Linked DNA regions of Homo sapiens: regions 2, 3 and 4 are each linked to region 1. The links are chromatin contacts, found by Hi-C or POLR2A ChIA-PET in ENCODE. All regions are on one chromosome and are shown on one strand. The core of a region is the stretch at or near the end of the contact, and the rest is flanking DNA. Distances in the headings are between cores, read along the strand shown. Region 1 has its middle 62 kb from the start of TRAPPC11. Region 2 overlaps ENPP6 (ectonucleotide pyrophosphatase/phosphodiesterase 6). Region 3 overlaps ENPP6 (ectonucleotide pyrophosphatase/phosphodiesterase 6). Region 4 holds the start of CDKN2AIP (CDKN2A interacting protein).

Evidence for each region. A loop is a pair of places that touch in the nucleus more often than their neighbours do. ChIA-PET counts read pairs that join two places held with the same protein, here RNA polymerase II (POLR2A). Pooled maps may share reads with other maps.
Region 2: a map of heart left ventricle shows a loop between it and region 1 (5-fold over the local background). The contact joins two enhancer-like sites. A Hi-C loop is called at or near these places in 17 of 168 maps with a recorded cell type or tissue (IMR-90, Right ventricle myocardium inferior, cardiac septum and 9 more), 15 of 37 single-sample maps with no recorded cell type and 25 of 50 pooled maps. POLR2A ChIA-PET finds 5 or more read pairs at or near these places in 2 of 52 experiments (A673 and H1).
Region 3: a loop to region 1 is called in a pooled map, with 4 times the contacts of the local background. The contact joins two enhancer-like sites. A Hi-C loop is called at or near these places in 1 of 168 maps with a recorded cell type or tissue (heart left ventricle), 2 of 37 single-sample maps with no recorded cell type and 9 of 50 pooled maps.
Region 4: a map with no recorded cell type shows a loop between it and region 1 (10-fold over the local background). The contact joins the promoter of CDKN2AIP here to the enhancer-like site in region 1. A Hi-C loop is called at or near these places in 9 of 37 single-sample maps with no recorded cell type and 11 of 50 pooled maps. POLR2A ChIA-PET finds 5 or more read pairs at or near these places in 7 of 52 experiments (CD4-positive, alpha-beta T cell, HepG2, MCF 10A and 4 more).

What each region holds. Positions count from the first base shown.
Region 1 is chr4:183,717,651-183,724,125 of GRCh38, reverse strand. No RefSeq gene overlaps it. Among named protein-coding and RNA genes, the nearest start is that of TRAPPC11, 62 kb to the right of the region's middle. RefSeq lists enhancers at 735-784, 182-943 and a silencer at 895-1,424. Within about 2 kb of position 1,250, at least 20 of the 41 ENCODE cell types and tissues checked have a DNase peak (open chromatin) inside an H3K27ac peak, as active enhancers do.
Region 2 is chr4:184,165,261-184,171,735 of GRCh38, reverse strand. All of the region lies in intron 1 of ENPP6 (ectonucleotide pyrophosphatase/phosphodiesterase 6), which reads left to right. Among named protein-coding and RNA genes, the nearest start is that of ENPP6, 49 kb to the left of the region's middle. RefSeq lists enhancers at 491-992, 2,853-2,902, 3,043-3,092, 3,553-4,324. Within about 2 kb of position 3,180, at least 2 of the 41 ENCODE cell types and tissues checked have a DNase peak (open chromatin) inside an H3K27ac peak, as active enhancers do.
Region 3 is chr4:184,094,960-184,101,434 of GRCh38, reverse strand. It overlaps ENPP6 (ectonucleotide pyrophosphatase/phosphodiesterase 6), which reads left to right. Exons shown (of 8, transcript NM_153343.4): 7 at 4,067-4,190. Among named protein-coding and RNA genes, the nearest start is that of ENPP6, 120 kb to the left of the region's middle. Within about 2 kb of position 4,039, at least 6 of the 41 ENCODE cell types and tissues checked have a DNase peak (open chromatin) inside an H3K27ac peak, as active enhancers do.
Region 4 is chr4:183,441,664-183,448,138 of GRCh38, reverse strand. CDKN2AIP (CDKN2A interacting protein) reads right to left here and starts at 3,503. Exons shown (of 3, transcript NM_017632.4): 1 at 3,070-3,503; 2 at 2,474-2,604; 3 at 1-2,051. The coding sequence starts at 3,341. The coding sequence ends at 712. RefSeq lists an enhancer at 3,049-3,198 and a silencer at 3,479-4,028.

The sequences.
Region 1 (6,475 bases), core at 1-2,500:
CGCCCAGCCTAGAGTGCAGTGGCACAATCATAGCTCAATGCAGCCTTGACCTCCTGGGCTCCAGCAATCCTCATACCTCAGCCTTTCAAGTAGCCGAGACTACAGGCCCACACCAGCGCCTGGCTAATTTCTTTTTAATTTTTGTAGAGACGAAGTCACGCTTTGTTGCCGAGGCTGATCTTGAACTCCTGGACTCAAGTGATCCTCCTGCCTTGGCCTCCCAAAGTGCTGGGATTATAGGCATGGGCCACAGCCCCCGGCCCAAAAACAGTATTTTTATGCATGATCATTTTCCTTTGGGTTTGTATTTGCATAGTGTCTGTTTTGTTTTGTATTACGAAACAAGATCATTACCGTATTCACTGTTCTGTCCTTGCTTTTTTCTTAACAGTACCTGGTGATCCTTTCCCCACGTTATTATTAAGTACTGAATCTCTTTATGACAGATCTCTGTAATCCAAATACAAGCGATTTAATGAAGGAAGAGAGTCCTTACAAAGAAAGCCATGACTGTCAAGGTTTCAGGCCCCACTGAGAGTGCTGTCATCTGCCAAACCAAACAGAACAGACAGAAGGAGGGGCACCTCGCACCTGCAGTGTGCACGGCACTCACTTCTGGGTAGGAAGCTCCAGGGCACCCGAGTTTGCAGAGGCAACAAAGAGGCGCAGCTGAGAGGCCAGTTGCAGCCAAGAGGCCAGGTGCAACAGGCGCCAGATGCAGCAGACAGGCCAGGCGCAGCAGAGGCCAGATGCAGCAGAGAGGCCAGGTGGGGCAGAGAGGCCAGGTGGGGCAGAGAGGCCAGGTGCAGCAGACAGGCCAGATGCAGCAGAGAGGCCAGGTGCAACCGTAAAGGTTTCACACTGCGGCATCTCCCAGGGCGGCTTTGCAAACCCTCACCGGGCGTTCTGCATTGTGCTTCCGAAAAGCCACAGGAGTTTCCTGCGAACCGCAGCGGCGCGGGTGCAGGTGGCGACAGCCCCTATTGAAGGCCCCTGCAGCGTACGCGTCGGACGGGCTTCCCAAGGCGGGTGCTGGCGGCGGCGGGGCGCACCGTAGTCCTGGTCCCGCCACGGCCGCTCCCTGGCGGCCCCCGCCGGCCGCGTGCCCCAGCCCCAGGGCGCCCGCCTCGCTCGGCGCGCACGAGTTTCTGCAGGTCTCTCCTGCCAGCCTCAGGGGAGCCTCCTCGCGGCGCGGCCCGGCTGGGTTCCGGCTTTAAAACAGAAAGGCTCATTGTCCCGAGGTCCCCTGGCCGGTCTAACCGCTGCGGAAACTCCCCGACGCCCCGCCCCGCGCCGAACGGCCCCGCGGCCTGGCCAGAGAAGCCGAGACCGGGTGCGGGGGCCGGGCGGGCGGGTGAGCCTCGCTAGAGAGGCTGGGCTGGTGTAGGTTTTTTGTTTGTTTGTTTCCTCTTTTGTTTTTTTTTTTTTTTTTTGAGATGAGGTCTCCCTCTGTCGCCCAGGTTGAAGTGCAGTGGCGCGATCTCGGCTCACTGCAACCTCCGCCTCCCGGGTTCAAATGATTCTCGCACCTCAGCCTCCCCAGTAGCTGGGATTACAGATGTCTGCCACCACGCCAGGCTAATTTAATTTTTTATTTTTTATTTTTTTTTTTTGAGACGGAGTCTGGCTCTTTCCCCCAGGCTGGAGTGCAGTGGCGGGATCTCGGCTCACTGCAAGCTCCGCCTCCCGGGTTCACGCCATTCTCCTGCCTCAGCCTCCCGAGTAGCTGGGACTACAGGCGCCCGCACCACGCCCGGCTAATTTTTTTGTATTTTTAGTAGAGACGGGGTTTCACCGTGTTAGCCAGGATGGTTTGATCTTATGACCTCGTGATCCGCCCGCCTCGGCCTCCCAAAGTGCTGGGATTACAGGCGTGAGCCACCGCGCCCGGCCTAATTTTTGTATTTTTAGTAGAGATGCGGTTTCACCTTGTTGGCCAGGCTGGTCTGGAACTCCTGACCTCAGGTGACCCACCCGCCTTGTCCTCTCAGAGTGCTGGGATTACAGGCGCGCCACCTAGCCTGGCTAATTTTTTTAGCAGAGACGGTTTTTATTTTTAGTAGAGACGGTTTCACCGTGTTGGCCAGTCTGGTCTCGAACTCATGACCTCAAGTGAACCGCCCCCCTCAGCCACTCAAAGTGCTGGGATTACAGGCGTGAGCCGCCGCGCCAGCCTGGGTGGATTTTCTGTGCACGGAAGGGAAGCAGCACCGGAACCCCTCCTGTTCCCCTAAGCACCGTGGACACTGCCCACCTGACAGCGGAGGGGGAGCAGCCGGAAAATAAAATGTCGCAGGGCGCAGTTACGCGTATCTGTTAGTGTTTGTGTGTGGTAAAAGATCTGTCACTCAATGAGTGCCCGTTTTCAAAGAATGAACATAAAATGAACATTTATTAAACATAATTTAATCTCTTCTCCATGTCAGGCCCTTTCACTGATTTCCCAAGGTGACCATTCGGACCATTCGTACATTAATATTGATTTTAAGTTGATAAAGGTTGTGTTTGAAGTTGTCTTCTTGATTTTATCCTTGCAGCTGAAGATACCTTGTGAACTTTACTTTTCAGAGCAGAGCGTCTGAGCGGTGGGCAAGGCACAAAGCGCGAGGGAAGCCGCTGGAGGGAGCTGCTCTCCTGCACGGAGGGCGCAGGCGCCAGCTGCTGCCAACACCACGGGAAAGCCCTCACCCTAACCTTGGACTCCTGACCCCAGGCTCCTAATGCACATCATTATTCCATAAGAACAGGGGAGAAACGGAGAGGGCACGAAGCACAAACACCGAAGCTCTGGGATAACATTAGAGATAGGAGGGCCACCAACTCGTTACACTGAAAATTAAAAATACAGAGGCCGGCCGCTGGGGCTCACTCCTGTAATCTCAGCACTTTCGGAGGCTGAGGCGGGCAGATCACTAGAGCCCAGGGGTTCGAGACCAGCCTGGCCATCCTGGTGAAACCCCGTCTCTACTAAAAATACAAAGATTAGCGGGGCTTGGTGGTGCGCGCCTGTAATCCCAGCTACTCTTGGGAGGCTGAGGCAGGAGAATCACTTGAACCCGGGAGGCGGGGGTTGCAGCGAGCCAAAATCATGCCACTGCACTCCCATCTGGGTGACAGAGTTAGGCTCGTCTCAAAAAAAAAAAAAAAAAAGGAAGAAAATTACAAATAAAGAGAAGGAATTAGGTTATTAAAAATTATCTTTGCTTCCTTGTCTGATGGGCTGAATTAAGAAAAAAAGTTCTCTTTGCTGTAGGAACTATATTGTAGGGTAATTAAATAGACCTAGTGGATGAGGAAAAAAAATTCTCTAAGAATTCCAGTCAATGAATGCAGAATAGCATTCTTTAATTACATTTTGCAACTTCCAATTGAAAAACTTCTAATTTTAAAACATTTAAGTTAAATATACAGTTCAGCTAAACAGCGATCAATGCGTCAATGCAATGAGCGTCATTCAATTCAGACAATTGCATCGATGGCTGTTTAGCTGAACCTTATGATAAAGGAATTAGGCTGCCATCCTCTAAACCCATTGATCAGTCTTACCACGAAAAGCGAGACGAGACAGAAGTGTGGTGATGGGAAATATCACCTATGAAATAGCCTTATTCTGAAAAAAAAAAAAAAAAAGGAAAGATGGAAGGAAGGAGTGAGGGAGAGAGAAGGAGGGTGAAAGGAAGGAAGTAGAGGAGAGAAGAACTGGAGGGAGGATGAGAAGGAGAAAGAATTTGAGCTCAGGCTAGCTTGTAACTCTAACTCCCAGTCCATTGGAAAAACAGTAGATAGAGGAACAAGTTACATAAACACCCTGGGGTTGCAATTAACTAAACCCCGAATGTGGGATATTTTACAAAACAACTGACCCATTTCTTCATCAAGTCAATAGGGGATATAAAGGGGGACGGGACTGTTCTACATGAAATGAAACAATATAATGATGGACCTTGTTTGGATCCATATTCAAACAAGCCAACTGTAAAAAGACTTAGGGAAAATTGAATATGTTATACTAGACAATGTAAAGAAATAATTGATTAGATGTAATAATGCATTGTGGTTGTGTGATTTTAAAAGTCCTTTTCTTTCTGGTGAAATGAGGTAGGGAGGATGGATGGTAGAGGGCAAGGCATTAATGGCTGAAGCTGAGTATAAGCATGGAAGTGTGTAACAGTCTCTACTTTTGTGTCTGTTCGGAAATGGTCACAATAAAAAAGTAAAATGAAATAAAGGATGGCAATCAGAAGTGGAGAGAATATCGTAAATGTAGTCTGACCAAATGGTGTCACTAATACCTTTGATTAAAAAAAAATCAGCTGTTTGATTTTAAAAAGCTATTACGGAGCCCCTCCCATCCTATGACTGAATAATTCCGTATTTCATCTTTTTTTTTTTTTTTTTTTGAGACGGAGTCTCACTCTGTCTCCCAGGCTGGAGTGCAGTGGCATGATCTTGGCTCACTGCAAGCTCCGCCTCCCGGGTTCAGGCCATGCTCCTGCTTCAGCCTCTCCAGTAGCTGGGACTACAGGCACCCGCCACCACACCCGGGTAATTTGTTGTATTTTTAGTAGAGACGGGGTTTCACCGTGTTAGCCAGGATGGTCTCGATCTCCTGACCTCGTGATCCGCCCACCTCGGCCTCCCAAAGTGCTGGGATTACAGGCCTGAGCCACCGCGCCTGGCCTATTTCATCTTGAATAAAGGGTTTATGAACTGTTCCTGTTAAATTTGGCATTTGGAATTCAGTCCTTTGTTGAGATAGTGATTTTGAATTATTCTCCAAGATCAAATATTTTTTCAGACTACGGTTCTTCAAGCTGATGAGCATTACCAAAAAGAAGACCAGCTTCCTCCAAAAGCTCCGGGAGAGAAGCCCTGCTCTGCAGAGGTGCAGGGAGACAGCAGCAAGCGCGCTTGCATTTTTAAGTGAGTTTCATCCCCTGCTCACCATTCTCTTATCACTGAATATCTAAGGAAGAAAAAAATAAAGGTTAGGTTTACTCAACAGTGGACAAGTCTGTCTATGTTCAAAGCACTGGCATGCCAGGGTGCCGCAGGGGTGCATGCCAACAGTCCCTTTCATCACCTGGAAAGCTCTTCCTTGATCTGTTTATTTTACAAACGTTTCTATGTCCTCCAAAATCCAGTTCACATAACATTATCTGTTCATGGATGATGGAAATGCATTCCCACACAACAAAAGCACAGAATCATTTTATTATGAACACAAAAACAAAAACAACTCCAATGTCAATGTCCCTCCTTGAGGAAGCCCTACCTCCCCGCAGCTTCCTCCTCATACTCTATAATAAAGTTAATCCTTCCCTGGGGCTCCTGTCTACCTTGTATCCTTTGTTATTTTTTTATTATGGAAATTTCCAGACATACCCAAAAGGAGAGTGAATGGCAAAGCCCCCAGGCCCACCCATCTTTAATGTTATCAACATTTTTCAAATCTTGTTTCATCCATTTCTCTCCAATCTGGTTATTTTGTTTCTTTTCAGGTATGTTAAAGGAAATCCCAGACATCCCATCACTTACTAGTCTTGTGCCCATTTCCATGGCACTGACCACACTGTGTCAGAACCTGCTGCCGTGGCAGTGTCTCCTGCTGGACCACTGGTCTTCAGGAATAGGGATTCCTTTATGGCCACAGCAACCAGCCCACAAACTGGCCCACAGTAGGCCCACAGTAAATACTTGGAATAAATTTGTGTAATTGAGGGCAATAGATTTACTGTCACAGAATGAAAGAATTTTTTTTTTTTTTTTTTTTTTTTTTAGAGACAGGCTCTCTGTCGCCCAGGCTGGAGTGCAGTGGTGCAATCATGACTCACTGCGGCCCCACGTCCTGGGTTCAAGTGATCCTCCTGCCTCAGCCTCCAGAGTAGCAGGGGGGCACCACCACTCCTGGCTAATTTTTCTGTTTTGTGTGGAGACAGGGGCTTGCTAGCCCAGGCTGGTCTCAAACTCCTAGCCTCAAGCGATCCTTACCTCTCAGACTCCCAAAATTTTGGGATTAGAGGCTTCAGCCATGGAGACCCAGGCATGGAAAGATCTTAATTCATAAAAATGCCTAGTACTTCAGGCATACATAATTTAGCTCAAGACAAATTTATTTAGGACTAAGCCCTGGCAGCATTAGAATGGTGGCTGTGTAGTGTTGCGGCCTCTGCAGGACAGTACCTTGATGACAGTCCCAGCTCTACTCCCACTTGCCATGTCACTGGGTACAGCAGATTTTGTTTTCCAAAGATGGAGGCAATAATACCTCCTGTCCTGTACCTTCTGGATGAGGCCATTTCCCCCTCAAGAGGTGACATTTATAGTTTGTGTTCCCTCCCCTTGAATCTGGGTGGACTGTGACCCTAGCAGTGACATTATGTGTTATTGAAGGCAAGGTCAAAAAAGGTGATGCAGCTTCCCTTGCTGGTTCCATTCTCACTGGAGGTTTGAGCTGCCAGGTAAGCAGTCCAGC
Region 2 (6,475 bases), core at 1,931-4,430, 450 kb before region 1:
TAACTATATCAATATGTCTATTTATTCTATCAAGGCAAGAAGTGGAGCTAAACTACAGCCATGGTCTTGGAATAGTTTCTTCTTTAAATGGCTTAGACAAAGCTGTGACAAATGTATGTCAACTGTGATGTGTCTGGCTCGTGACACCGCTTAATTATTTGAATTTGTTTTCTCATGGTGGCAGATCATATTTTCCAAGAAAGCTGCCGTAACAAATCCCATTCTACTTGTTCTTCTTATATTGTGACATTGACATTCCCCCATCAAGTGGTGTCCCCTCTTTTTGAACCTGAGTGGACCTTTGTGACAGCTTTGACCAACAGATGCAGGAGAAGTGATGCTATGTAACTTCTGGATCTGGGTCACAATCAATGCCAAGCCTGTTCTCTTTGCTCTCTTGGGGTGCTCATGCCTGGAGCATGGTCACCATGCTGTAAGGATGCCAGGTGGCCATATGGAGAGGCCACAGGTGGATGCAGCTGCTGACAACCCAGCTAAGGTCTCAGCCAGCAGCCAGCATCAACTGCCTGCAGATCCTTCCAGCCCTCTGGTGTCAGGTTACCCCAGCCTCTGAGCTGCCCTTGCTGGTGCTGCGTCCAGCAGAGAGGAGCTTTCCCTTCCATGCTCCATCCAGACTGCATATTTGTGAGCTGAATACATGACTATTGTTTAAGCCACTTGAGGTTTGAGGTTGTCAGTTACACCAAAACAGATAACTGATCCACCCCCTCACTTCAATGTAAGGGGTATACAGTCCAAATAGACACGCCTAAAAGAACCTGCCTGTTTCAGAGAACACTTCTACTGGGAAGGGATTTTGTGACTAAAAGGAACAGATGTAGGTGATGATTATCGGTGGTTGCTAAAACCATTACATGCAGGTTGATAGGAACCTTGACAGTGGATAGATTAGGCTGACACCATCTAAACCCACCAATCCACTTTAACAGACACCACGAGCCACATGGCGTGACGCGAGAGCAAGTACATGGCACCACGTGCAGTGGATTCTTGCCTAAGACACATGGAACCTGAATCTAAGACCTGTAGATCAAACTAGGAGTCTGCAAGAAATACAGGAGACTAAGGAACATGCTAATGGCACCACGAGGATACAATCAGCCTAATCCAGAATATGGGATGTTTTCAGACAGATGACCCAGTTCCCTCCATAAATAAATAGACAAGAATTAATAAAATGGAGGCGAACCATTATCAGTTAAAAGACACTCAAGAAACATAAATAAAATGCATGGGTTTTGTTTGAATGCTGATTCTTTTTTTTTTTTTCCTTCTTTTCTTTTTTGAGACAGAGTCTCACTCTGTCACTCAGGCTGGAGTGCAGTGGTGCAATCTCGGCTCACCACAACCTTCAACTCCCTGGCTCAAGTGATTCTCCTGCCTCAGCCTCCTGAGCAGCTAGTACTACAGGTGCACACCACCACACACAGCTAATTTTTGTATTTCTTGTAGAGACAGGGTTTCACCATGTTGCCCAGTATGGTCTCAAACTCCTGGGCTCCAGAGATCTGCCAGCCTTGGCCTCCCAAAGTGCTGGGATTACAGGCGTGAGCCACCTTTCCCGGCCTGAATGCTGATTCAAATAAACGAATTTCACAGAGGCATTTTAAAGATAATTATGGAAAACTCAATATGGACTGGGTATTGAATGATATTAAATAGTTATATTCATTTTGTTGGGTGTGATAACAAGAGTATGTTTTTTTAAAAGTACCTCAGTACTAGAGACAGGCACAGAAGTATTTATGACTTCAGATGGGATGTCTGGTATTTGCTTTAAAAATATTCCAGTGTGGGGAGGAAGACACAGGAAACCAGGGCGGAGCACTGTCCCGTGTTATCACACTGTTTTGTGCATTCGAATATTTTCATCATAGATAATTTTTAAACTAAATGTAAGCTCTTCGTGAGAGGTAAACGTAGGTAGTCATCACTTTTAACACAAAGTCGCTTGTGAGATTTGCCACCGGTGATTGGCCTTGGAGAAAGGGGCAAAGTCAGGCAGCTAAGGCCCAGTACTCAGAAGCCTCAACTGCGGCCTAGAGCCTTCATCTATAGTGGCTCTCAACTGGTGCCCTCCACAGCCAGGACCCTGCCCAGGAGCTGTGAGCTCAGAGGAGGAGGGCAAGGTGGCCAGAAACGTGATGACGGCAGAGAGAGGAGCCAGGGACAGGCAAAGGAAGCAAGTGACAGAAATCCCAGGCCTGCTGCTCCAGGCAGAGAGAGGGCTGCTGGCTCCTGCAAAAAGAAGCAGGGGTGAGGCAGGAGCCAGGAGAGCAGAACTCACCCTCCCCTGCTGCCCTCCCCGCGGCCCTGGCTGTAGCCCCAGCGTCTCTTCCTGGGGCCATGTCTTCACATGGGGACATTTCTTCCCAGCTCGGCCACCGAGAGGAATGGATTCCTCCAGCATGAAGAATCCTCCCGCCCAGCCTGGATCCTGGAGCCACGGTCACTGTGGCAGGAATGCGGCTCCTCGCTGGCCTGGCTAGGGCTGGATGCCACACTTTGCCCTCTCCCCAGAGCCAGAGAGGTTGGGTCACAGACGCTCCTGAATGGGCCATGCAGGGCGCAGGAGGAATTTCGCCTTTGGAGGAACAAAGGGGTGTTCAAAGTTAAACGTCCACTGCAGTGACCATTACAAATTGTGGTTTAAAAAAATCATAAACTCAACCAAAAGAGGAACTAAGAGAAGGAGGGAAAGAAAGGGCTGGGGTCAAGAATAATAAAATCCCAAATAAGAAGCACATATCCTAAAAGGGAAAATGAAACACAACAAGGGTTAGGAGGGTGGGGTGGGGGAATGAGGAAGCGGGGGGCACAGCACGAGACTCCCAGCCAGGACAGCCCAGGCAAGGCCCCGGCTCCAGGTTCAAGGCCCCGAGGCTCGCGTTTGCTGCAGCGCGTGGCCGCCTGCCCGCCGGCCCTGCCCGGGCTCTGCCTACATTCTCGGCATCTTCAGCACAGTCACAAGCAGCTGTCAGATTCCTGCGAATCCTGGGGGTGGCCTTCAAACCGGGAGAAGCAAACCCAGAATTCAAGGCTGGCCCAGCCTGGCGCCTCTCGGCGGACTACGGGGACGGCTGCGGGCGGTGGTGAAGACCGCAGCCGCCAGCAGAGGGCAGTGGCGGGCCAGCGTGGCCAGGCTCAGAGGGCTCGCTCCTTGCTGTCCGGAGCCCCGCGGGCAGTGTCTGCCTGTAACTTTCACCCCCGTGCAAAGCTTCCAGCTTCCTGTGCAAGGCAGATGCAACGTGGTGCTGCTTTTCTTTTCGTCAAGGGGATTTGAGACTTTTCCTCTGCAAATGGTCTGTAGATATCAAGTAAGAAATGGACTGTCCGGCCCCATCCCTCCCTAGAAGAGGATTTTTCAAAGTGCCATTTTTAAAAGTGGCCTTTTAAAAGGCCCATTTGATAGGATTGGCCTTTTCCGCGCCAGACATCGTGCGGAAGACATCGTGCCAAAGCTTTCCCTACCTGAAACCACTTAACTCTGAAAAAAGGTATGATTATCTCCATTTTTCAGAGGAGGAAACTGAGGATCAATAAAGTGGAATGAGTCGTGTGAGGTGGCTGGGATGGGATTTGAACTCTGGTTTGCTGGGCTCCAAAATTCCTTCCACTTAGGCCACATGGTTTTCACAGGTCCTCAGTTCCTGCCAGTTCTCATCCTACCTGTTCCTTCTGTTTTTAACTCAAAAATCTCCCCTATTCCCGTGGAGTCTACCGCTTGGACTGGGAAACTATCAGAAGGATGCAGCCCCCTTGAGTTGCTCTTTGATCCCTAAAGCAGATTATCTGTCAACAGCTTTTATGCAAAGAGCACCCAAGGAGGATTATAGACGTGAATCACTGAATGAGACCCAGTGTCTGCTCCCAGCACCATCTGTTGATATGCAGATCACCGGTGATCATTGATCAGGACAAACCAGCTGCGGCTGCTGTGAAGTTAACTCCTGAGACTTGAGAGGCTGCTCTCACTTCTCTATGGGCGCACCTGGCCCGAGGCCGTGAACTTGGGCAGGCCAGCATCATACCTACGTCACATATTCTAGCAATGACAAACAAAACTAACCAAGCTAGCAAAAATGAGCTTGCTTCCACTTGTTTCTTTCCCCCCAAAAAAGCGGGCGGGGGATGGTTGACTGATGGGTTCGTACTTGATTGAGCTGGTAACGTCCCTGATTAGTTCACACTCCTTAAGAGCTGGGTTCCATCATTCTCTATCAATTCCCGGCATTAAAAGTTGATCCACTAATATTCTGGTAACTAGTCTCTTCTGTTTGAAATCATCACTCATTGGCCATTCTAAGTTCTACTCCAGTTGAAAAGCTTGATCCCACTTTGGGAGGCCAAGGGGGGCGGATCACCTGAAGTCAGTAGTTTGAGACCAGCCTGGCCAACATGGTGAAAGCTGTCTCTACTAAAACTACAAAAATTAGCCGGGCATGGTGGTGGATGCCTGTAATCTCAACTACTCGGGAGACTGAGGCAGGAGAATAGCTTGAACCCAGGAGAAGGAGGTTGCAGTGAGCCGAGATCGCACCACTGCACTCCAGCCTGGGCACCAGAGTGAGACTCTGTCTCAAAAAATAAAGAAAGAAAAGCTATCCTAAATGTGCTTTTTTTTACTGAGTTAAATTTCCTATCCTTACCTCCCAACCCCTGCCCCAGGCACAGGTGGGGCAGCTGCGGGATGAGTGCAGTGTCTCTGCCCATGGCATGAGGAGAATTTCTGTCCTGGGTCAAGACACGGAAAGAGACATAAAAGGGGTACTCCCACCACCTGCAGGCGGAGCCTGGTTTTTGCCAAAGTAGCCACCTACTAGTGTGAGGAACGCAGCCAACCTGGTCACTGGGGAGAGGAGGGAGCACAGTGGGTGGGAAAAGGAAGCTTTATCACGAGCCAGAAGACGGAGGTGCTTCAGGATGGAGATGTTGGCTGACTTTCCTGTATGGAGGTAGACATGCCCCAAGTAAGAAGCTCCTCCCTCCAAATATCATCTACCATCTTTTGAGAAGCCTCTGTAAGAACTCAATAAAATGGGAGTGTGCCTCAAAAGAGATTTCATTTTCAATGCAGTAATTAATTATTGCTCTTTTCCAACTTTGCACAGCGGTGAAGATGAATTGGATTGTCAGGAAATTTCTTTGAGCTTTGTTAAAAATTAGCTTTCTAAAAGTAAAAAGTGTTTAAGTCAAAACTTCAGGGCTCACATTTTTGTCCTTATGCAGGAAAATTATTTTTGTTTCCTTTTCTGTATTCTGCTTGTTAAATAATTGCACCAAGCTGGCAGGCGCTGCAGAAACATAAAGCAATGCATTTATTTTTAAGTCCAATGACCTCAAAACAATGAGTGTGAATGTTCCTAATCAAAGATGTCTCCTCTTTTGGGGTTATTTTTGTTGCAGTCCCTACACTTCACACTATAATCAAAGCCCATTATCTCAGCCTTACAATATTTGTGTCTCAGAATCTAACGATGACTGTGTCTGGCACATACATCAGGAGTTGCTTTTAAAGATGTGCAAATTGTGAGCTTTGCTTTCACCTCAATCTTGCATATTTCATTGGAAACCACTTCTTTAACATCCAAAGTGTGTCTTTGAACACATTAAAAAAATAAAATGGATTTCCCAACAGAGGTTATCTGCAAGGCAAATTTCAATTTTTAAGTTAGTTACTTTGAGCAATGCATTGTTAATTCTTTCAAGTCTCTTGGGTATAAAGTAGTTATATGAAAGTTCACTAATCTAAGCAGGGTCTAAACTAATCTTTACACCTCCAAATGCTCAAGGAAAAGTACTAAGGGGAACCTACTAGTGGGAATATCTGACTTATTTAACATTTTCTGGCTGCTTGGCTCTGAATCGAATATATAAAGTTGCTTCTTGTAACCATGTCAATTTGAGATAGTATGTGTACGTTCAGTCTCTAAAATGTATCCATTATCTTGAGACCCCTGATTTCAGAACTTTGGGAGCCTCTCTTTCCACAGCTGGCTTCTTTCCAGAGGAAGAGGAAGCTTAACATTACCATCTCCTTTGTTGATATCCCTAGTCTGAGAATATTCCTCCTTAGAGGTATTTACAGTAAACTTTGATGCATAATAGTTGATTGCAAGAGATAAGAGAATGTCTGGCATTCCAGAGATCTGTGCGTCTCCATGTGGTTACTTTGCTGAGAGTCTCAGAATCAGGCCTGACTTACGAGTTCATTTGTATTAAAACGGCAAGCCCTGGTGAACTGATGAGGCTACACCGTGGCTGGAGGGGAGCAGGTGCTGGTGCGGGGGAGGGCGGACGCTGAGTCAGAGACCTGGTTGGGACTGGGGTTCTGCCCTCTTCCTAGCTGTGCGGCTCCAGCCTCCTCACTCAGCCACTTTGAATCTTAGTTCTTAAGCATCAGCAAAATGGAGGTAATATTCTCCATCTCCTAGAGTTATGTGGAAGACTGAGA
Region 3 (6,475 bases), core at 2,790-5,289, 370 kb before region 1:
GAGCGACCCCACCCTCTTTATTTGGACTCCCTGTGTGGACTCCTCATCCTGATTTCTCCTCCCCATCTCCCTACCCCAGTGCTACACACACACACACACACACACACACACACACACACACACACACACAAGCTCACACACATAAACATTAACACACACGTGCAACACAGACACACATAAACACACACTCACATATACACACGCACACACATGCTTACACTCATGCACTCACACACTCTCATACACAGGCACATACACACTCATGCACACACACATTCACACACACATGCACACATGTGTTTACATGCATGTAGGTTGCATGCACACAGCTGCGTCCCCACTGACTGACTCTCCCCTCGGCCTCCTCCTGTGTCCCCACTGCTGAAGGCCTCCCTGGGGCCTGAGCCTCCCTCCCTCCTTCAGGCTCGGGCACCCACTCCTGGCACTGACTTACTCTGGAGTCAATGCCCAGCAGCTGCAGCCCCCTTCCTCCCTCACTAAAGCTGAGCTCTGTTAGGGGAAGGAGCCGCCCTCCACCTCTGTGGCCCCGACCCCAGAAGCCTAGCTGAGTTCCTGGCACGAATCCAGAGCTCAGTCCACATCCGTAGAACTGAATAAACCGGCCCTGAAATCATGGGCTTCTCCCACATGCTGGCAGGGACGTTCCACCATCGCCTGGGACTCCTCTTACCTGGGGCACCCCACTCCTTCTCTGCCTGCATGGAGTGAATTCCCTCCCCACCAGTTGAGGAGTGGGGAGACACCCCCTCCAGCACACATTGCAGGAGAACCGGGTGCTTCCTTTCACCCTGGGAGTTGGCTGCCCACCCTACAGTGGGATCCCACTTAGAGGCCCCACTCTGCCTGAACGCACACACACAAGCCCACCCTCTACCCTTTTTTCTCACCTTCGGCCAGATCTGGAGGGCTGGGGCGCCTCCCCGGATGTCACTAGGTGGCGCTGTGTGGCAGTCCCTGGGCCCCGCAGTGGCTGGATGGGGTCAGCAGGCCAACCAGGAGCTTGCGGATCCACAGATGGACATTCCCACTGTGGAGGTGGAGAGGTGTGTGGCGGGCCCTTCTTCATGGGCCTGGCCTCAGCTGTATGCCCTTGAGAAGATAATGTGAGGTACAAAGCAAAGGTGCTAAAAGCCACTGGCAGAGGAAAAAGAAGGAAATCATGGCTGCAGCATTGTGAAATGAAGGCTGAGTCCATCACTTACACCACACAGTTACCTGTGCACCTGACCCGCCAGGTGGCTATGATTTTTTCATCAGTAAGAGCAATTGTTTTTCTGGGGCAACTTGTTATTTTAATAAAAATGAGTGGATTTACCTACGACTAGAAAGATCCAAAATCACTTTCAGGGCTGGGGTTTTTCACTGCTTTGTGTGTTTATTTGTGGAATCTAGGCTGTAAGTCTTAAATCAGGCCATCAGTCTTCACCTATCTTGCTTCTGTTCTTTGCCATGGGGCACACACAGACTATGAGGTTCATAATTGGTGAGGTTGTTAATAGCAAAAGTGTTCTACTTCGTGCTTCAGTGCTCACCGCCTTGTAGACTGTGAGAGGGAGAAGCAACACATTAAATCAGCTGACGAGACTAAATTGGGATGTGTTGTGATCATCACCATGGACAGATAAGGAAGAAAAAGAGAAAGTTAGAGATGCAGTAAGTGAAAGAAACCTTCCCATGGAAAAACACGAACCACAGCTGGAGAAGGAGGGACGAGGGATGCGGGAAACTCAGGAAACAGAGAAACTTGGAAAGCTGCAATGCGAGGGGGCGATTTATGGGGTGAGAGCAGATGGCTGTGCAATGTGATATGACAGCTAAATAAGCACAAGCAGGCTCAGCCCTCACAACCCACACTGCCCGGCTGCATACTGCCCGGGCACCTGGCCCCATGGCCAGGGGCATCTGCGGACCAGACCGTTGCCACCTATTGAACACCTATTGTGTGTCAGGGACTTAGCACACAGTCATGACATCCCCCACAGACCCTGCAAGGTGGCCAGGACCAGCAGGGAGACTGCAGCTCAGAGAAGTGAAACAGCCAAGATCCCAGAGCTAGAAAGTAGCAGCTGGAATTTAACCCACCTAACTGCACCAACCCAGTTCCAAAATCCTGTTAGTGCTTTGTGTCTGGCCACACTCCGTGAGTGAGGATGTGAAGTGCAAGGTGACACCTCACTGGCCGCTGCCAGCAGGAGCACTGCAGTGACCTCTGGCAGTGTGGAGTGGAAGGGGCCCAGGCACCGGGAGATAGATGACCTGGGTTCCAATCCCAGCCCTGCCTTGCACTAGCTGTGTGACTCTGACTGTCACTTAACCTCTCTGAGCCTTAGTCCCTTCAACTACAAAATGGGGCAAATGGTATCATCCCCACTGGGATGTTGTGATGGTTCAGTGGACGTTGGTGTCAGCTTATGGCGAACTGCTTGGCTCACTAAACACATGATACTAGTCTTGTGAGCCAACCTGTAAATTGCTGGTAGCTTAGTGGTCTTGATTCTACTCATTCATCACGACCAGCAAATTCTACCTCCTGCATTTGAAATAGTAAATATTTGTAATATTGAAACCTGCCTAGCAAGGATGGGCCGTTCGTCCTTGGCGAGGTCTTAGAAGAATGAGTGGCTTCTGAGGTGCATGGCTAGGCTTGTGCTCAGCTGGCTGCAGCCTCTGTAGGACTTGCAAAGCCTTCTCTCAGCCCTCTATTTCATAGCAAGTGATCAGCTGTAGTCTAAGAAAATTGGGTTCCAAAGAAAAGAAGTGTGTCGGGAAGTGATGGTTCCGGAACCCATCCCAAAGGAAGAGTGGTTGAGGGAAATTAAGGTCTGTGAAGCCTGGACAAGGGGAGCAAAGGTGCCATCTTCCAGTGTGCTCATTAACGGAGGAGAGGAGGCTGGCTTGGAGTTGCTCCCAAGGGCAGGGCCAGAAGGAAGAAAGGCAGGGTGGGCTGCATGGGAAAGGGAGTTGGGATTTGCTGAGGAGACCCTTCTGGGTCCGGCTGCTTTGCTAGGAAATGTGATTAGATAGATACTGGTTCCCTAAGATTCTCCATCAACTGGATATCCCGCCATTCGGTTCAATGCTGACAACAATACCTGGAGTTAGAGTGGGCCTCACAGGTCAAGGGGCTCCATCCCACAGGACAGCCCCCACTCAGAGGCCAGCCACAAGTCCCAGGTCCCCAGGCTGCCGGCACCTGCGTGTGATTTGGCTACATTCGAGGGGTCACATGACCCTACTTCAGGTTTGATCACTCACTAGGACAAATCACTGAACTCAGGAAAGCACACTATATTTAAGATGGCTGTTTTATTGTAATGGATGGCCCTTAGAGAGGCACCACATAGAGAGGCCCGTGGGAAAGAAAGCATGGGAGGTGAGGCACGCAGAGCTTCCACTCCCGAGGGGCTCCGGAACCGCACGCCCCGTGGGCTTCACGTGGGGCTTCATCGCGCAGACGTGAGTGAGGAAATCATGGGTCAGGTGATTGGACTCAAGTCTCCAGCTCCTCTTCCCTCCCCCGGTCTGGTTCCTCTGGTGGCCAGTCCCCACCCTGAAGCTGTCTAGCCCCCAGCCCCAGGACCCCTCTCAGTAGCATTAACTCAGGTGTGGGAGAAAGTAGCTCCTTATGAATGAAAAGCGAAAGACATTCTTATCCTCAGGAAATTGTACCCCTGGTTTTAGGAGCTCTAGGTTAGAAACCTGGGACAAAGACCAAATACATTTTTATGACACCGCAGATACACTTTAACATCCCTTCTGCCACTAACTTACTATATTTAGTGGCTCTAAAACTGATTACGGGAGACAATTCAGCCCCACGTAGGAAAACACCTTGTTAACCACAGCGCTTAGCAATCGAATAGGCTGCTGCCCGAGGTCTGAGCGGCCTGGAGCAGGAAGTGCCGCAGCGGAGGTTGGGTCAGTCTGGGTCAGTCGGAGCGCAGAGGAGGAAAGCGCCCCCCGGTGGAGTGGCGGCTTGGAGCAGATGCCCGCTCAGCGCCACGGTCAGGACGTAGTGTCATGTGTCTGCCTTGCTTGGTTTCAGAATCGAGAGATGCTTCCGTTTTGGATGAACAGCACCGGCAGGCGGGAAGGTTGGCAGCGTGGATGGCACGGCTACGACAACGAGCTCATGGACATGCGGGGCATCTTCCTGGCCTTCGGACCTGGTAGGCGAGGAAATGACCAGATGCTCTCAGACCCCATTCCCAAGGAAGTGTCTGTAAGGGGGGCTACGGGTGCCAGGAGAGGCTGCAGGGATTTCCTTACAGACCCTCTTTATGAGCCAAGCAGAGCAAACCCAGCCGGTCTCCATGAAACATCTTTTGCTGGCTTCCTTTCAAATGCTTCTTGGGTTTGGCAAATGTAGCCAAATACTTTGCCTTGTAAATTTTAAATCCTGAGTGCAGTGAAGAAAATGTATTCCACATGTTTGTGATTCATTTTTTACCTAATTCATCAAAATGTTATTTCATAGCTATCTGATGTCCAGGAAAGCTTACTGGACACCAGGTTGCTGACCGCTGTGAGTCTCACTGTTGATGCGATCGCTTCTCGGGGTCTGGCTCTTCCACGGTCCTTCCCGTCTCGAGCACCCACCTCAGAGAGGCTCATTTAGTTTAGAGTCCAGCCAGAAGCTGGGATGTGCTCAAGGGCACTCGCGGAAATGACCTTGAGCCTGACTTTGAGAATGAGCCAGAATGACGAGGGTTGCCTTGCATGAGAGCAAATTTGCTGTGTCTTTCTTGACCAGATTAATTCCTAGGGCTGGAGGAGAGGAGAGATGGAGAGGGCCTATCTGGTCATTTGATTTAACAGATGGATCCCTGCCAATTCATACTTTGGAAAAGTTTGCCAAACACTCTGAAGATCTTACTGCTACCTGAACACCCTCTTCTCCCAAAAACAAAAATTAAAAAGGGAGAAAAATCATCCAACAGCCATCAACCATCAGTTGACTGGTTCATGAGCTATCCTTCTTTCTTAGCACAGTCCGTCCTCCTGCACTAAATATAAGCAGCTTACCCTGATACCTGTATTCTGAATGCCTTTTTCTAGATGTTGGTCAAAATGTTTCAGCCCACAAAAGTCCATGTTTGCCTTTCAAATTATAGGTTACACATCACATCTACAAGCTCTGCTCATCTCTTCAATTTAGTAAGATCAAAGACGTATGCCAGCATCCCTCATTCAGCCTACCATCGTTCACTCTACTTTCCACAAAATCCCTTTTAGGAACTATGAGGTGTCAGTTTCTGCAACCTCCGTGGGTGCCTGAGCTTAGGAAACACATTAGTCCAAATCCCTTTCCACATGTGATCCAGGTTCCCAAGTCCTCAAGGGAGCATTAGAAGCAGTAGCAGCAAATTCATGGAGCACTAATAGGGTTCATGATGTTGGCCTAAGAGAGGGTTCTGAAGATGCCTGAACATGCTACCTTTAACCAGTGATAGTTATCAGGTGCTCCCTGTCAGCCGAGCCCCAGGTCAGATATGCAGAGCCCCAAAGCTAAAGGAATTAGGAATGGAGCACCCCGAGGGTAACTACTGGATTACATTGGATACATTCCAGGGCCATGGTCTTTCTTTGTGAGAACATTAGTCAGCAAGGCTTTCATTCAAAAGCATGGCACCCTCCATTCCCAGATGAGGGAAATAGGATCATGAATGCAAAGCAGTGGTCTGGGAAGGACTATATACAAGTGAGAGTCTCAGGAATATATATATCTATATATATATATAGATATATTTTTTTTTTTTGAGACAGTTTCTTGTCACCCAGTCTGGAGTGCAATGGTGCCATCTCAGCTCACTGCAACCTCCACCTCCTGGGTTCAAACAATTCTCTTGCCTTAGCCACCTCAATAGCTGGGATTCCTGGAGCCCACCACCACGCCTGGCTAATTTTTATATTTTTCTTAGAGATGGGGTTTCACCATATTGGCCAGGCTGGTCTCAAACTCCTGACCTCAGGTGATCTGCCTGTCTCAGCCTCCCAAAGTGCTGGAATTTCAGACGTGAGCCACCACGCCCAGCCGAGTCTCAGGAATATTTTAAAGCAGAACCAAATCTAGCCCCAAACCCCAAATTTTAAACAAGGTCCCCAAAGCTGCATTAGCTTAAAGTTAAAATTTGGTGAAGAGATTCTGTCCATTAACAGAGGCCTCCATCACAGGTTCCTGTAACACTAAAAGCGCCCAGTCTTTTACAGACAGATAGATGACCCCTGATGAAAATGGACTGCGCTAATTGCAAAATGTTTCCAGGCAGATACAGCGTGGAGAGCCTCCCGCAAACCATCACGTTCTGGCTCCAGTTCTCATGAAAGATTAAACAGCTTTACACACTGGCTGTTTACTGAGAAGAAAATTTAAGAGCAAGGCCTTTAATAGCTATCTGGCTGCACTTTGAGATAAAGGTGCATCCCTCCTGATTAACTGTATGTGCTTCTCCCT
Region 4 (6,475 bases), core at 2,254-4,753, 280 kb after region 1:
GTAGTCACAAAATATGCTTAATATAGAAACCCACATTCATGTTTTTAAGAAAAAAGTGTAAATTGTATTCCACCTCAAAACATAAATTAACCCGCTTAAAGAATCTTCAGCGGTCAAAGTCATGGTGAATTTTAAACAACTTCAGAGTAAAATAACAAGTACTTTATACTGCTTTATATCTAAAAAATGCTTACAACTTCTCATAAAAATAGTTTGAAGCAACTATTTTTTCTTTTATTTTTTAACAGACACGTTCAACATTACGGGCAACATTTTTAAAACCTTAAGCTTTACAGACTTTCAAACATTCAAATACTGTGGTCCCTTTCCTTTGATGTGGTTTATTCAGCTAGAAAAGAAAACATGGTAGACAACTTAATACATTTTCACCAAATTGAAAGTAGTACAAAAATTTTAGGACTCTACCGAACTACACATCGTACCTAATGTATCATTAAAAATAGAAGACAGTATTTTCTTCAGCAAATAAAACAGCATACTAATATGCTGCTAATGCATACCTTTTAATGTGTACTGTCATTCATAAATTATTTACAACTGCTACTGTGTGAAGAGAACTAGAATGTAAATTTTCTGCAAAACTGGAAAAAAAGCAATACAAAATTTGTGAAAGCCTGTGTTTTATACTATACAAAAGTCAGTTTTTCTCTTCAAATACCAGATATTGTATGCAGTGATATTTTGGACACATTATAGTAATTCTTGAGGATGTTTTAGTGCTGGAGGTAAGTTTACAGGCCTCGATTCTTCATCAAGGAGTACTAGATCTTCTATTTCACTGCCTCTGTATTTCCTTTTACATATTTTTACCACCACCTTTTTCTTGAGAAATAACTTCAATGCTTCTCTTGATGCAACTGCTTTTGCATTTTCTTTGCTTTTTCCACAGCCAGTGCCCAAATACACAGACTTGCACCTCAATTCACAAACAATACTTTCTTGAGAGCTCTTATTTTGAGGCAGATCTGCCAATTCTTTTAGTGGGACAAAAAATACATCCAGTGTTGCTTTCAGAGCCTCAATAGCTGCATTTAGGAGCTCTCCATGATTCACATTGGGACTAAAGCCACCAACAGCTACCAACTTCCATGCCACCGTTTTATATAGTCTATTGAAAAAAGGTTGCTTCTGTTTCACATCTTCATTGGTTAACTTGCAAGAGAATTTGACAGAACTCTCACTTGACTGTGAAGTACTTTTAGAAGGCAACTGTGAGGTGCTAGTCTGAGAACTACTCTTAGAAGCCAACTGGGACACACTTGCTAAGGAAGTGCTTTTGGAAACCAGAGATCCACTGGTCTGGGAGCTGCTCTTGGAAGCTAGTAGTGATGCAGCTACCTGGGAAGTGCTCTTGGAAGTTAGCAGCGATGTATTTGTTGAAGAGCTGCTCTTGGGAGTCAGTAAGGATGTGCCTGATGAGGAACTGTTTTTAGCAACTGATGATGAAACACTTGCCTCTGAACTAGTTTTGGAAGTTAACCCACTTGAAGCTGTCTCTGAACTAGGTTTGGAAGACAATAGTGGCAATTCTACCTCTGAGCTTCCTGAGGAGCCCAACAAGGGCACCTCGATCTCTGAGCTGCTTTGAGAAGCTGAGGCTGAAGAGCCTTCCAAAGCACTCTTTTTAGGTGATCCACTTTGTTGTCTAGAATCAGTGGATTGGGTCATGTGACTATTCACACTGGATTTCAGCAAGGAAACAAATGATGCAGAACCGTGTTTATCTGGAGCTTCTGCTTCAGAAGCTTTCCCAGATCCTGCCGTTGTTACCTGAGAGGAAACGCTGCTGCTGCTTTGGCTGGAAACAGATCGATCTCCATCACTTGTAGAGCTATTCTGACTGGAGATGCCAGAGCTCCGAGCTGAGTTCCCACTCTCTGATTTGATGGCCGACCCTATACACGTTGAACTGTTTTCCTGCTGAGCTGATGCACGTTCTGTCTTGGCAGAGGTTTTTGCGTGATCTTGCTCAACTGCAGAACTGTTTTTTCCTTCTATAACTCGTTTTTTGGATGGCTCTTCTACCCCTTCTAAAAAGAAGAAAAACATAGATATGTGACTAAGAATACCTCGTACAAAACGGGTGATGAGACAAATACACATTAAAATAAAGGCACAAAGTGAAAACATTTCAAGACTAATCGTTTCTTTAAAAAGTGTGGAGTCATTAATTTCTTAAAACAGTGTTGAATAACATCATGAATGTCTAATATTAAAAAAATAACAGCATCAGACAACAGTGGACACTTCAAAATCTAAAGCAGTCAAAGCAAACTATCAAATTCAAAGCCTAAAGACACAGATATATACTTTAGGTTTAACATTCCAACTTTATTACTTATTAATAACATAAAAATTCTGGCTTGTTAAAAAAATTAGTAACAATAATTCCTAATTATATCAAACTTATGCTCTAAACTCCTATGTATGTTCACATCTATGATCTGCTAACCATTGCTACTCGATATCCCTCTTTTCTTCACCTTGGCAACCAGTTCATCTCTTGTTGTATAGGTTGGAGCATCTGTCACTTTGATGCCTTCAGCCATACTAAGTATTTTATCCATAACTTTTTGAGGGTATCTGAAAAAGAAGGAAAAGTCATTTTTAAAAAGTGTTTTTTCTAAGGTCCTACTTGTGCAAAAAACAGGCCACAGGGACTGCATTTCCTGGCTGCAATCAAGAAAGTGAACCAACCGCCAAGAACTGTTTCCTGGAACCCCATAAACAAGTGCCCCAGGGTCTGGGAGGCAGGGCACCTCCTCACTAATCTTAAATCTCGCACCCGTCCCCAAGAGCGTTGTTCCCTAACACAAGCAACCCTACCAGCAGCTGCGCCCACACCACCGGGCACACAGACGTCCGGGAATCATGTCGGCTCCTCGCAGGGACGCCCTTCTCCCCCTTAGAGGGCAGCCGGGCCGGCGGATTCCCGCGCTTCACAACTTCCCCTCCCCGCCGAGGCCGGTCCCGCGGAGGGCGCCGGGCCCCGGTCTGCAGGTGGCACACAAAACGAGGCGTGCTGGTTAGGGACGCTGCCTCACTCACCGGCACCCGAGGAAGACGTGGTTCGCCCAGGCCATGGAAAAGGAGATGAGCTGCTGCAGCTGCCGGTTTCGGGTCCCGCTCTCGGCGTCGGCAGCTTCATCCGTGCTAGCGGAGGCAGCGCCGCCAGCGGGGGCCAGGTCCCCGGCGTTGCGAAGCAAAAAATCCCGGCGGTGGCGCCAGTGTTTGTCAGTCTCGCCGTCGCAGCGCAGCGCCTCCACCCAGGCTGCCACCCGCGGGTTCTGGCTCAGGTACTCCGACACCTCCTGCGCCATGTTGGGCCTGCAGGCCGCGAACACAGCTGCACCGGGAGACAGGCAGGACTAGCGGGGCGAGCGGCCCTGTCACTGCGGCCTGCACCCGCGGCCCTCCAGATAACGCCCCTCCGCAGGCCTAAAGACCAAACAACAGCGCCCAGAGCCGCCGAACCGCCCACTTCCGCCCACCGCCGGCTTCTTCCCTTTTATAACCTCGCCGCCGCCGCGCGCCCTCGCGTTCTTCCGGCGCGAGCCGGCGCTCCCAAGACGCTTTGCGGCGCCGGGGCCGCTGCGACGCTGCGTCCCCGTGAGGCCACGGAGGGCACCCCGGGGGTGAGGTGGGCGGGCGTCGGGCGTCTCCCGCCCCACGAGGGCGGACTGCAAGTCGAGCTGGCCTGGGACGACCGAGTCTCGGCGGAACCCCGGGCGTTCTGTCCTCGCTTTGTGACGCCGCGCGCTCCTGCCGTCCTCCTCCCCCGCCGGGTCAGCTGCGGCGCCGGGAGCAGAGGCGAGAGGGGCAGGGCCCGGGCAAGGGAGGCAGCCGGGCGCGGCGGCCAAAGTCCGCTAGGGGGGCGTCCCGGGGGACCTTGAGCCGCCCGCAGCCGCGGGGCCTGTGGTCTCCGCCCTGAGACGCCTGTGTGTGAGCGGGGCCAAAACAAACAAAAGCCGGCCTCCATGTTAGAGTGTTGGGAGCTGCGTCTCGCGCTGCTTTCAGTGTGCCCGAGCGAAGCGTTCCGAGGCCGTCGGGGTCTCCGCGCCTTCAGGAGGGCGGGAGTGCCAGTCCCCTTACATAGCAGCAGTAGACAGTAAGGTCACACGAGGACCTGGCTCCGTGTTGCCGTGAGGCTTGCAGCCTTCGAAGCTGGCCCTGGCCCCGCAGCGGTAGGGCTTGTTCCCGCAGTTTATTAGGTCTCTAGTTAATCCAGGCATTGCCTTCCTGTTCTGGTCAGTAGGAAAACAACACCCCGACAACGCTCTGTCTCTAGAATTTCCTAAAATCAACAGCTTTACCACCAACCGGCAGATGTCCGGAGGTGGAGTGGAAATGTACCTATTTATCTATAGGGCCCCAAACCTCTCTCCCTGTTAGAGCTGTTTTTTCCTTCTATATATTTTTTTCCACTTTACATTTCCCACAGTTACGTACTCTAACTGCTGGCTGGCTTATTGTTACGTTTCCCATTCCAGGTATACATGCACTGTAAGATAAATACGTTAAATGATATAAATTATGAAATTTTTCTTTCAATAAATGTAGACTTTGATGTAAAAATGCATGAATCAGAATAAGCAAGCAAAAAAAGGTCACTTTAGGTAAGATCAGATAAGGTTAACTGTGTAATTTATGTGCATGCTGGAACAAAATACAGCTATTGTATGAAAACAATATTGCCCATTTTCCTGCCATACCAAAAGAAACTACATAAAAACGGAGGCACAAAGAAATTTTGAAGCTTTGTGATTTTGCTTCTAGTTTGCTGTTCTTTCCTCCTTTTCACAGATAATTGCTGAAAATCTAGAGGGGGTGGACGGATTGCAGAAATCTGGCTATTTAAAAGGTGGAGAAATTACGATTTCTCCTTTCATGAATTCTTTGGCAAGGGGACCATGGCAAGTAAAAGAAGCTATGATCGCATACCTAGATTATATATGTGCATTTTAAATCAAGAATGTTCTCACGGCCAGGTGCAGTGGCTCACGCCTGTAATCCCAGCACCTTGGGAGGCCGAGGCGGACGAATCATGAGGTCAGGAGTTCGAGACCAGCCTGGCCAATGTAGTGAAACCCCATCTCTACTAAAAATACAAAAGTTAGCCAAGTGTGGTGGCACGTGCCTGTAGTCCCAGCTACTCTGTAGGCCGAGGCGGGAGAATCGCTTGAACTCAGGAGGCAGAGGTTGCAGTGAGCCGAGACCAAGCCATTGCACTCCAGCCTGGGTGACAGAGTGAGACTTCATCTCAAAAAATAATAATAATAATGTTCTCACTTTTTTTCTTGTTGCCCTGTAGTCTTCTTCCCACTCATGGGCTTCATTGCCTTGAAAGGAGAACAAGTAGAGCCTGAATTTCAAACAATTTTTTTAATTATAATAAAAGCGATAGAGTCTGAAAGATGGAGTACTTGTGCAAAAACCAGGTGCTTGGAATAAAAGATACATGCATTTTTCTTTTTTGATTCTTAAAAAGTTGACTTTGCATATAAAGATTCAAAGACTATGAACCACAAGTAGCTGGGACTGCAGGCGGGTACCACGACGACAGGCTAATTTTTTATTTTTTTGTAGAAACAAGGTTTCACTGTTGTCCAGGCTGGTTTTGAACTCCTAATATCAAGCAATTCTTCTGCCTCGGCCTCTCAAAGTGCTGGGATTATAGGCATGAGTCGCTGTGCCCGGCCTCATTTTTTTTTAAAGACCCTCCCACCTACAGAGACAAATTCCTCTCTAAGCTGGGGGAGACGTTCTGAGAGAAAAGGTGAGAGGAGAATTTAGGTGATAACTAGGAAAGTCTATGGGAGTAGGGAATAAGATGCAGGGTGGGAAGTGTTGGCTGTTAGAAATTGCTAGGTAGATTTTGGGTCTAAGAGCAGAAGGACTTGGCTCTGCCCGAGTTTCTGAGAGAAGACAGCCCAATCGTGCCCTGAGCCTGTATGCGTTGGCCTTTAGAAATGAACATAGAAAGGGCCTTTTATAGCTTTGATAACCAACTATACAACTCCCTCCTCTGCTCCTAACACACGTGTGTATATATATATACATATGTGTGTGTGTATATATACATAACACACACACACGCATTTACGCACATATATCTCACAGGGCCTAGAGGAGATCCAAAAGGTTCCCAAGAAAGAGTTGAATGGTGAAGTGCCTACCAAGCACCAGGGTCCAAGGTGAATGAGGCTAGGGGTGGTCAGCTTGTCAGCAAAGGGAGATGCAGCTAGTTTTCAGCAAGTCATCAGACCAGTGCCCGTCAGGCCGCATCAATAGGAGAGGACCCTCAACCTCTCCTGAAATGATCAGTGTGCATTGCTTGTGCTGGTAGATCAAGCAGTTATACTCCCAGCAGAGCCCACAGGGAAGAAAGCACAAGACAATGCTAGGATGATAACCAAGCCTCACCCCACCACTGCCCTCACTAGAAATCTACTCA